2 separate regions of the Homo sapiens genome follow, and region 2 is linked to region 1. A link is a contact called in ENCODE Hi-C or POLR2A ChIA-PET data. All regions are on one chromosome and are shown on one strand. Each heading gives the region's core, a stretch centred on a gene start or an enhancer-like site at or near the end of the contact. The rest is flanking DNA. Distances are from core to core; before and after follow the strand shown.

Region 1 (2,700 bases), core at 141-2,640:
TTATAGACAACATTGCTTCAGTATTAATGGAAGGAGTTAGTGGTTGAGCTGAAACTAGACTGGTATGCCTCTCCAATGGAGTGTATGTAAGAAAATCACATTCAGTTGAGAAATGTTCACCAGACCCATAGAAAGAAGACATAAATATCTATATGGGATGATATTAAGGGAATTTGAAAGCTCTTCTCTTGGTCTGTTATATTACTTAGAATAACATCATTTTTCCCCATATGAAATGCAAAATCCTCTACTGAAGAGCGTCATCAAGCCACTATTGTTGATGCAAAGGATGGGTCAGTTTTTATGGAGGGAATTGGAGGGAATAGACCAGAAGAATTAGGGGTAAGTAGGTGTCTAGGAATCTCTGAACACTCAGAGTGAGCCAAGTACCTGAAAGAAAAATAGAAGAAAAGAAGAAGTCCTCAGGACCATGCCTAAAAATCCCAGACTGCCTCTAGTATGAGCAGGACCTGTCCTGGGTCAGTTACAGGACAGGTCCTGCTGCTTGATGTCTCAGTCCTCCTAGGATAGAGCAAAAAGAGGACTGACCTGGGAGCCCAGACCCAGCTGTGCTACAGATTCTCTGTATGACTTTGGGCAAGTCCCTTTCTTCCTCTTTCTGGACCTCAGTTTCTTCCATATGTACCTAGTCTCTAAGAGTCTTTCAATTTTGAATCTCTAGGAGTCAAAGATTGGACTAGAAAAGAGGCTTTCATCTTTGAGTCATGCCTCTCAGAGAGTGCTATATGGATTACCACCAGCACTCTCCTCTTGAATGTGTTCAGCCCCACCCACAGTTACATATGCAAAGATTACTCTCATCTTCTTTCTTGACAGAGGGCTGACAATCATGAAAATTAGGAATCTAATAACCATGGGTCTCTAGACAGCATCTATCTAATCATTCTTTTCCTCTTTTTACTTTTTTATTTTGCAAAAGGGGTGAAAAAACTGTGTCCTAGATTGGAGAAAGGACTTACCCAAAGATACACATTGGGTAAATGGTAAAACCAGGACTGCTACTCAGGTTTCCTGACTCCTGGGTCCAAAGGCCATTCCACTTCCATGTGACTATCTCCTAAACATCCTGATTGGATAGAAAATATCCTATCCCCTTTTCCCCTCCATTAGAACCTCTAGGATAAAAGGCCAATGGAAGCCTTCTTCCTCCCACCTTTGACCTTAATCCCTGAGGAGGGTCTGAAGAGAATGGGATGGGCAGATCCAAGCCACCCTTGGCTGCCATGGACTCTGCCCCAGCTTGAGAATCCAAGAAGAGAGGGCAAATGGATACCATACCTGTCAGTGGAGTGGTGCCTTGGTCATGGAGGGGACTCTGATTCCCCAGTGCTGAGCCAACCTGCAGGGGCCAGATGGAATTGGGCTTTCTGCCGTGAGCAAGAAGCTTCTGTGTTTTGAAGGGCCCTTGGTGTCTTCAACAGGAAACAGAAATGAGGAAGATAAGACTGAGGTTAGCCAACGGAAATCTGGATGCAAAATGACAAAACAATGCTGTTGTGAAAGGGTCTGCTACTGCAGCAATAGTAGCAGGCCACTGCCCTGCCTCCACCAACTCCCAGCTGACCTTCAACAGACACTAACTTTCCAAGCTGCAGAGAGAGAGAGAGTAGAAAGCACCTGGCTGCCCTAGGCTCTGCCTGTGGGTCAAGGAGGTTTTCCCAGAATAATTGAGGGAAACCTGGAATACCAGAACTGAGACATTATCTAATGAAAAAACCCGTAGTCAAAATTGAGAAACAGAGCCTCTGAGGGATAAAAGGAAATACTCAGTATCACAAAGCAAATTAGTGGAAAGCTGAAATTTAAACCCATCCCCATGGACTCCAAATCACATGTTCTTTCACTCTGCCAGAATGCCTCCTGGTCCTGGAATACCATTTTACTTCCAACTTCTCTCCTGGCATACAGAACCAGCTACATAATTTGCAAGGCCCAGTAAAAAATGAAAACGATAGGCCCTTTATTTAAAAATTAAGAATATCAAGATGATGACAGCAGAACATTAAACTAAGTGTGGGGTCCTTCTAAGCATGGAGCCCTGTGAAGCTGTACAAGTCATATGCCTATGAAGCTGGCTCTGGGGCACAGTTATGACCACAAGCCACATTCTGTCATCTTGGGGCTTGCTGAAGGAAATAAATAAGGAAATTCACATTTATTGGAGTACTTATGATATTCTTTCATGTGTATTATCTAATTTATTCAACAACTCTCTGGTATGGTATTATTATTCTTATTTATAGGTGAGGAAACTGAGGCACACAGAAATAAAGTGACCTGTCTAAGGAAACAAAACTAGAAAATAATAGAGAAGGCAGATTTTTCACTCAGGTCTAACTCCAAATGTTGAGGTTTTCGTCTACTTTCCCACATTGGCTACAAGGAAGGGAGAAGAAAGTAGTTGACTTTGAGAAAGAAAAATTAGTGCCAGACCCCTAAGTTCAACTGTGACCTTCAGGCTAATGAGGGACATGAAAGGTGTGAAAAGAAGGTGGATGGTTTCTTAATGCCTCATGTTTGCAGTCTCCTGGAAGTCCCCACTAACAGCCAGGAAGATGATGAATTCCCATCATGCAGTGCCCTCCACCATGAATTCTGATGGCATGAAGGATGGGAGGGGCAATGCTTTCAGGTTATACTTTGATAGCTTTCAATGACTGCAGTGCCCAAGTCACAGTC
Region 2 (2,700 bases), core at 173-2,672, 150 kb before region 1:
CTCCCTTACCTTTACCTTACCTTCCTGCCATCCCAGTGTCACCTGGGTCTGGTCCCTATTATTCATAACAATTTGCATTGCTGTGTTCCCTAGAATTTGCAAACTGTTCCTTTATTGCGACAATGCTCTTTTCTCTCCCTCCATCTCCCTTTCTCAGTTATACTACTTTGGGCTAGACAGGCTCATCCTAAACAAAGGATTACTCAACTGAATAAAGGAATGCTGAGCCATCTTTGGGGCCCTGTCTTCAATCTCTCAGCAGCCTTCCTAATAAACCCTCCATCAAAATTCACCTTTTGGTCCTCTGCTTTCTTAACTCTGTGATAGAAAACATACCGATTTGAAGTTAAAGACCTTGATTCAAATCCTATCTCTTGTCTGTGATAGCTATGTGACCTTTCAATAAATTATTTTAGCCTTAGTCATCTCATCCAAAAAATGGGATGATATTTTTTTCACAGGATTGTCTTGAGGCCCAAATAAAACCATGGATATTTGAGTCCCTAGCAAAAGGATTGCTTGTCATATAATAGATGCTGAGTAATGAAAAACTGAACGTGTTATAGATTCACACATGCATGAAACCTTTAGAAACCATCTTTTTCAATCACCCTCATTTGATGTATAAAAAACTGATACCAGAGAGGTGCAAGGATTTGCTCAAAGTCACGCAGCCAGTTGTTAAAAATAGCCAGAATTTGAACCAATGATTTCTAAAAGATTTTTGCTATGTAGAAACTAAGACTACTCAAATTCAGATGTTTAGCTTAGTTAAGCTATCATTTATTGGCTTACTCTGTGCCAATCTGGTCTCAAAATATGAAACCAAACATGGTTATTTTTAAGTAACTGAGTTCCCACTTACATAATCCTCAGATCCATCACCTCAATAAATTCCTCAACCTGTGAAACAGAAGATGAGCAAGCTATTTCGACAGGAAAATGAACTATTCTGTATGGCTCCAGGATTGGCCCTGAAACAGACAAGCCAGTGTAGTCCTGGCTATTTTGGCGAGAGGAACAAAAGGAGCCTATTGTCTCCTTTAACTTTCCTGCACATCAGCCAAACCTCCTCCAACTTTTTGGCCACTGACTTTTTCTCCTAGTGGCCAGGACTCCCTTAAACCCAGCTAAATAAACGTTTTTGCACAGGAAGGCAGGTGAGGTAGAGTTTGAAAAGAGAGAAAAGAAAGCTTACCTTTGCTAGAGAAAACTACTCCATATTCATGTCAGCGGCCCATTAATGCTGCACTGCAGACCCCAGCCTGAGTCCGCCAGCCATGTTCAGTCAGTATCTTGGTTACAGGGCCTTTCTCCTAAATTAAGTCCAGGATTCCAATTTGGCAGGGTTTACTGGGATGGGAGGATGAGGGAGGGGGAAGGGCTGGGTGCCCTCTTTTCCAGAAACAAAACTACTGGAATGTCCTGTTCCTCTGGGGCCTGGTTTGATACAAAACCCGGGATGGTTCTTTACCCATATCCGGGTGTTTTACAAATCCTGGTTAGGATCTCAGGAGGAATTACAAGGGGGTGGGTTGTACTTCTGTTATCAGGACTTGCTAATTGGTCTTTGCTGAGAGGAGAACACTGTCAGTGTGGCCAGCCAAAGCTCATGGGTAGATTTCAACAGCTCCATTTAAGAAATGAGGTAGAAATTGAAAGAGCCTCCATCTCACCACCTCTTCCCCTTCTTGCTCTGAAGCACAATTGTCAGCCCTGACTATTATTCTGAGGTCATGGCTGCTTAGTCATAAGTAAAAATAAAATTGGCAATAAAACAAAGGACTTTTTTTCTACATTCTAAGCCCTATGTTAACCATTTTACATGCATTCTCTTATTTAAGTCTCACAATTATCCTGTGAGATGAATACTCTAATTCTCTCTATTTTACAACTGAGGAAAATTCAGCTCTGAGAGGGAAGGTAACTTGTCCAAGGTCACACACTTAGGAAGTAAAAGAGAAGAGAGATTTGCTGGGTCTGTCTAAACTTTTAACCATGAAACCACCACACACAATGTGCTGCTTAGGGGAGAAACACAGTACTTTCAAGGGGGTAGAAGGGACTTCACAATTATTGAAAGCCTACTGGCCACCAGTCACTGGTGGATTTTTTTATATATACATTAACTTTGCCTCCGTCATTTCTAGCAGATTCTAGAGTGAAATTTTATATTAACTATATTTAACATTTTCCACCTGAGGAAACCAGATATAGCTAGAAGATAGCCTGGATTAACACAGGTCAACACCCTAAAAACTAAGACATGGAAGAATTGAAAATACTAAAAAGAAAAAAAAAACAAAATGTTCCCCCAACAATTCAGGGTAAAACTGGAGTCTGGATTTGTTTAAAGTCAAAGGTCATTCCCATTCCTGGTGGAAAGAGAGAAGAGTGAAAAGTCACTGTCCTGAGTCAAGTGACCAAGGTTCTCGCCCCACTTGCTCTAGGAGTAATCAGCTATGTGGATTTTGTGGATTTGGCCCACTCCCTTCTCTTCTCTGGGCCTCTTTCTATTTCTACAATGAGGGTCTTAAACTAGATATGGACCCTCCCAGCCCTGTAAATTTACACATCTAGAATTCCATGAAGAAAGTATAGTCTAGATATTAAACATAGAAGATAAAGAGGTTTCAAAGACACAAAGTATAGGGAAAGAATGAGTGGGGAGCAATTTGTGGCGACAGGTCTGAGAATACT

Evidence for each region. A loop is a pair of places that touch in the nucleus more often than their neighbours do. ChIA-PET counts read pairs that join two places held with the same protein, here RNA polymerase II (POLR2A). Pooled maps may share reads with other maps.
Region 2: a map of GM12878 shows a loop between it and region 1 (2.9-fold over the local background). The contact joins the promoter of HEPH here to the promoter of MIR223HG in region 1. A Hi-C loop is called at or near these places in 2 of 168 maps with a recorded cell type or tissue (GM12878 and K562) and 4 of 50 pooled maps. POLR2A ChIA-PET finds 5 or more read pairs at or near these places in 2 of 52 experiments (K562 and activated T-cell).

Annotation. Positions count from the first base shown.
Region 1 is chrX:66,014,151-66,016,850 of GRCh38, reverse strand. It overlaps MIR223HG (MIR223 host gene), which reads right to left and starts at 1,390. Exons shown (of 3, transcript NR_170299.1): 1 at 1,300-1,390.
Region 2 is chrX:66,162,969-66,165,668 of GRCh38, reverse strand. It overlaps HEPH (hephaestin), which reads right to left and starts at 1,422. Exons shown (of 21, transcript NM_001367233.3): 1 at 1,199-1,422.